Linked DNA regions of Homo sapiens: region 1 is linked to region 2. A link is a contact called in ENCODE Hi-C data. All regions are on one chromosome and are shown on one strand. Each heading gives the region's core, a stretch centred on a gene start or an enhancer-like site at or near the end of the contact. The rest is flanking DNA. Distances are from core to core; before and after follow the strand shown. Region 1 holds the start of SREK1 (splicing regulatory glutamic acid and lysine rich protein 1). Region 2 holds the start of ZSWIM6 (zinc finger SWIM-type containing 6).

Region 1 (2,700 bases), core at 177-2,676, 4.8 Mb after region 2:
ACATGTGGTAGTTTCTTAGCCTTCATTGCAGTGTGGACTGAATCTGAAACCACATCAATTAAGCACTGAAATCCATCAATCTATCTTGCACATACCAGAGGCTTTTTGCCTTTGTAATGGCACCCACTGGCCATTTGAAAAATAGGTGTCCACTAAGTTGTAAAGATCACAAAAATGTTGACATATTTCATTATATAGTCAAAAATAAATTGTTAATATAATGCTTCTTTTACTAGAAAAGTCTTTAAGTACTGGCAAGCTGTCAAGCTCAAGCTGGTGGATACAAGTGTAATAAAATTTGTATTTTTAGGTGAAAATTCAAAGAATTACACTAGTGCTTTTTCCGGAGACAACCATTTCACTTGGGCATGTAGCGGCAGTAGTTTCCATTTTTTCACACATATTCTTTAAAAGACGTGTAAGCAAGGATGGATTTGAAAAAAAAATACAATTTTTAGTTATTTGTGAAGGACATTTTTAAAGTGAAACTAGCATACTTTAAAACCTTAAATGTTGTATGATGTGAAGAATACAAAATGCAACTACCAGTACAAGACTGGCGCCACTGCCTTGATTGCTGCTAAGGTGTCAGCAGTTTAATCTTTTACGTTACCAGTGCAAATGGCAACAAAGTGAAAAAGGTCAAGAAACTCTTAATATTATTACGAAAATCGTTTTGACCTTGCCAACTTACTGAAAAGGTCTCGGTACCCTTAGGGATCTGCGGAGGGCATTTTGGGAGCAGCTGCCATGGACTCACTACTGTTGTCTCTCATTAGGTTGCAAGTTCTATGTGAACTGTCTTTAACTGTCTGTTACGTGCCCTTGCCTAATAGTGCCTGGGACATAGCACTCAATAAACATCAACACCTGTGGAACGAGGGAATTAAAAACAGGTTATAAACAACCCCTGCACAGCCTTCATCTTACTGCCTCTTTCCTTAATTCAACCTGAACCTACGCATTTTGTAAAATTTTGTTTTTTTCACAATTAGGACGCCTGCCAACTTTTAAAAATAGTTGGAGTTGGGGTGCTGCCTGTATGTGATAAGGCTGCCCTATAGTTTGGTCAAGTGTTCTTCCGTGTTGTCCAAGAGTCATTCCTTCTTTACAGTCCCGCACCAGTAGGCCAGGCCGCTTGGTTTCCCAATCCGAGACCGGAAGGAACCGGGTAGACATGAGCACAAGACTCTCATCGACTTTTGGGGAAAACAAAAACACCGATAAAAATCCAGGCGGTGAAACGAGCAGCAACAGCCCCAGGGACCCGGGAGCTGGAGGCCGCAGCCGCGCGAGAACCGCCGGGTTGCCGGGGCGACGCTTCCGGCTGGCGCGCGCAGCCCCGGGAGCAGGGGAGTTGTGAAATGGGCGGCTAGATCTGCCCGGCGCTGTGAATTCGCCAGCGGGAGCGCGCTCGCGGCCGCGCGTTCTCCGCTTTCCCGGCTCCGTCGCTGACGCGTCGTAGACGTTGGGGAGCGGGAAGGCAACGGCAGCGGGATCGGGATGAACAGCGGCGGCGGCTTCGGTTTGGGCTTAGGCTTCGGCCTCACCCCCACGTCGGTGATTCAGGTGACGAATCTGTCGTCGGCGGTGACCAGCGAGCAGATGCGGACGCTTTTTTCCTTCCTAGGAGAAATCGAGGAGCTGCGGCTCTACCCCCCGGAGTAAGTGCTGGAGCTCGGCTGGGGGAGGGGCGCGGGCGCCATAGAGACCTCGGGAGCCGAGGCGTGGAGGAGAGCGCGGACGCGGGCGCGCGGTGCATGTCACGTGATCGCGCCGGCTTACCTTGGTGCCCATATTTGATTAGGGCACCCGGGTTCCGCCGTCCTGCTCTCCTTAGTCGGATTTGGGGGGTTAACTACTGCACGGAGCCCTTACCAAGGATTTAGAATGGTTGCCCTTTCTGTGCCTCCGGGACTTGTGTTCGCTGCTGGGTCTTCGAATTCCGTGCCCCCACCCTCTTATTTCCCCCCGAACTTAAGATGGCCGCAGGTGGGCCCGGAACAGCCCTCATGGCAAACGTCTCAGAGCGTTTTTCCACTCTGAAAATCGCGGAGACCGCGCCTGAGCCACAGTCCAGTTTTTAAGGCCTTGGTGTCAGGCCGTTTTGCTGACGAGAAAGCCTGCTGCTGGTGACAAGATGGAACTGGGGCTGTGTTTGTTTCCCAGGACGGTCGCACAAACTTAGCATTTTGGTTTATCTAACCGAGCGCATCCATGTTCCCAAAGATCATGTCTGTTAGCCCTTTTGACAGCAGATTAAATTTTCCTCCTGAAAGGTCACACTGTCCCAAAGCTTTCAGAAAAAGTGTAAGTCGGTGCAGGGTTATCCCTCCCGTATACATTTAAAGTCCAGATCTTGGCTGGCATTCACAGCTCGCGGCCACTTCCCAGATAGTGTATTTTGGAATGGTAAAATTTCCCTCGTACGATATTATTTAGAAAACTCGCAAGGGGTTTGTAGGTTGTTCACATTCTTGCACACAAACTTTTTTTCTTTTTTAATGGTAGATCTTACAGTATTAAGATCCTCCGTTTTTTGTTCATTATATCAAAATCCTTTGAGGGAAGGGGTAATTGTTACCCAAGATTTATTTCTTTAAAAAAATTTTGATTTATTTCCTAGTGATGCATTTAGACCTATTTTTCTTTAGTTTTCTATCTCAGGTTATAACAGTGCTGTTGCATAACTATATAAAA
Region 2 (2,700 bases), core at 109-2,608:
AGAGCGCGGCGCGCGTCCCGAGCGCCTGGACTCCGCGCAGCCGGGCGCCGCGCACCCGGGTGCCGGGGTGGGAGCCGGGCCGCAGACCCAAGTGCGCCCGAAGCCGCCGTCCGCCGCCTGGCACGCCGTCTGCCGCCTGCTGGGCGATGTGTGCGCGAGCCCGTGGGGCTTGCGCGCGCCCTGCGGCGTGTGTACTCACAAAGGTGTGTCTGCTAACCCCACAGCCCGGGCTGCGTTCCACCCCGAGCTGGAGAAACCCCGGCCTGGAGCGGGGCCTTGTCCGCGCGGCCGCGGGGGCGACAAGGGCGGCCGGAGCTCCTCGACTTCTAGCGGGCGGGTCGGTTTCCTGGCCCGAGGGGCTGAGGCAGCGAGGGCGGGACGGTGGCAGCCGGCACCGGACGCGGGTCGCGCGGCTGCTGGGCACGTTCCGAGCGCTCTGCGTGTTTTCGGGCACAGCCCTGCAGCCGAGACAGAACGGACGCGGGGCTCGGGGATGGGCGCACTGCAGCCACGCGGGGTTAGCAGAGCGGGCGCGCTCCTTCCACACCAGGTCTGCAAAAGTGAAGTGGAAAGCCGCCGCCGAACGCAGCCATCCTCCCCCTTCCCCGCTGCAGCTTCGGCGGGTGGTGGGGAGAGCTCCCCTGGACCGGCTGGAGGGGAAGCTGGCAGGCGCTCGGGTTTGGCCGCGCCTCCTCCGCCTTCCTCTCCACCCGCGTCCCCCGGGGTCCATGCCGCATTTCTTTGTTTTGAAAGCGCCTCCTCCGCCCAGAGGCTTTTCCCCCGAAGGGCAGGGGGACGGGGGGGGTGGGGCATCGGCCCGTGGGCCCCGCCCTCCATTTAGCTCAGAACCCTCCCCTTCGCTCACCCCCTCTTCTCCCCTTTCCTCCCCCGCTGCGACCCACGAGGCGCATCCTCACTTCTCGGACTTCAAAGAGAAGCTGAGAACTGGAGGGGGAAGTGGGGTAGGCAGGGGGCGCAGAGACCCACCCACCTCAGGCCCGGCCCGGCGGCCCGCCCCCTCCCACGGGAACCCCGCCTGACCCCGCCCTCCCCCGCGTCACAGCAGCCTGACATTCTCACAACCCACCGGGCACCAAAACGGCCCGCCCCCGCCACCCCCGTGTCCGCCAAGCGCTCTATTTATGTTTCAGCCCAGCGATTTGCATAGGCCCCGCCCCCGGCCCTAGGTTCCCCCTATCAGAGCCCCGCCCCAGCTTCTGCGTCACAGCGGAGGCCCCACCTCTTGTGCCCATACAAGGAGCGGCGGGCCCTAGATGGCATCGTGGCGTCGCGACGGCGTGTGCGTGTCGCGCTTCCTAGTGCCGTTTATAGGGTCCCGGCACTTCCGCTGTCGGGTTAGAAGCGGCGCGGTCATGGCGGAGCGCGGACAGCAGCCTCCTCCCGCGAAACGGCTTTGCTGCCGGCCGGGCGGCGGCGGCGGCGGCGGGGGCAGCAGCGGCGGCGGCGGCGGCGCGGGTGGCGGCTACAGCTCTGCCTGTCGGCCAGGCCCGCGGGCGGGTGGCGCGGCGGCGGCGGCGGCGTGCGGGGGCGGCGCGGCGCTGGGGTTGCTGCCGCCGGGCAAGACCCAGAGCCCCGAGTCGCTGCTGGACATCGCGGCGCGCAGGGTGGCGGAGAAGTGGCCGTTCCAGCGCGTGGAGGAGCGCTTTGAGCGCATCCCGGAGCCGGTGCAGCGCCGCATAGTCTATTGGTCCTTCCCCCGCAGCGAGCGGGAGATCTGCATGTACTCGTCCTTCAACACCGGCGGCGGCGCCGCGGGCGGCCCCGGCGACGACAGCGGTGGCGGCGGCGGCGCGGGCGGCGGCGGCGGCGGCGGCTCCTCGTCTTCCCCGGCCGCAACCTCGGCGGCCGCAACCTCGGCCGCCGCCGCCGCTGCCGCCGCCGCCGCCGCCGCCGCCGCCGCCGCGGGGGCCGGGGCCCCGTCGGTGGGGGCTGCCGGGGCGGCGGACGGCGGCGACGAGACGCGGCTGCCTTTCCGCCGGGGCATCGCGCTGTTGGAAAGCGGCTGCGTAGACAACGTCCTGCAAGTCGGTGAGTCACGGGGCAGCCGCGAGCCGTCTGTCCGTCCGTCAGTCCCTGGGTGGGGGGGGGGTGCCCGCCTTTCTCCTGCGGACAGCCCCTAGTTCCGCGCGCGCCCGCACCCCTGCGGGTGTCCTCACTGGCCCGGACGGTCCTCCTGAGCGGAGCGCCCATTTCCTCCCTCCCTTCCCTGCCCCCCGTCGCCCCGGACGGGCCAGCGCGAGTGGGAAATGAATCAGCAGGACGCGCCCCTCCGTGGGCTCCGCGCCCCCGGCCCGCGCTCCCCTACCCGCCCTCCTCCGGGGAGCACATCCTGGAGGGCTGTTCGCCGGTTTCGGGGGTGGATGTGGACAAAGGCGCGGGCGGACGGCCGGCCTCCGGCGAGGGTGTGTGTGGCGGGGCTGTGCGGGGCGGGGGAGGGGGCGCGGGCCGCAGACAATGCCGGCCGCGGCCCGGCCGCTCGGCGCTCCCCCCCTCTCCCACTGCCTGTCGCTCGCTCCTTTTTCTTTCTGGCCCCCGCCCCACGCGATTTGAGGGGAGGGGAATACACTTAAAGCCGCTCGGCCGCCGCTCCTCCCAGGGCTCCGACGGGCGAGCGGCCGCGGCGCTCCCGGGTCGCTGTGGCGTCTGGCCCGGGCGAGCTCCACTGGCCGCCCGGGGTTT

What was found. A loop is a pair of places that touch in the nucleus more often than their neighbours do. Pooled maps may share reads with other maps.
Region 1: a loop to region 2 is called in a map of CD4-positive, alpha-beta T cell, with 9 times the contacts of the local background. The contact joins the promoter of SREK1 here to the promoter of ZSWIM6 in region 2. A Hi-C loop is called at or near these places in 2 of 168 maps with a recorded cell type or tissue (CD4-positive, alpha-beta T cell and naive thymus-derived CD4-positive, alpha-beta T cell) and 9 of 50 pooled maps.

The regions. Positions count from the first base shown.
Region 1 is chr5:66,142,874-66,145,573 of GRCh38, forward strand. It overlaps SREK1 (splicing regulatory glutamic acid and lysine rich protein 1), which reads left to right and starts at 1,427. Exons shown (of 12, transcript NM_001077199.3): 1 at 1,427-1,664. The coding sequence starts at 1,504. RefSeq lists a silencer at 1,208-1,277 and enhancers at 1,458-1,737, 1,998-2,057, 2,118-2,167.
Region 2 is chr5:61,330,900-61,333,599 of GRCh38, forward strand. It overlaps ZSWIM6 (zinc finger SWIM-type containing 6), which reads left to right and starts at 1,359. Exons shown (of 14, transcript NM_020928.2): 1 at 1,359-2,049. The coding sequence starts at 1,374. It overlaps LOC105378994 (a long non-coding RNA gene), which reads right to left and starts at 1,317. Exons shown (of 2, transcript XR_007058781.1): 1 at 1,241-1,317. RefSeq lists an enhancer at 1-19 and silencers at 1-403, 434-503, 714-1,113, 1,224-1,363, 2,144-2,253.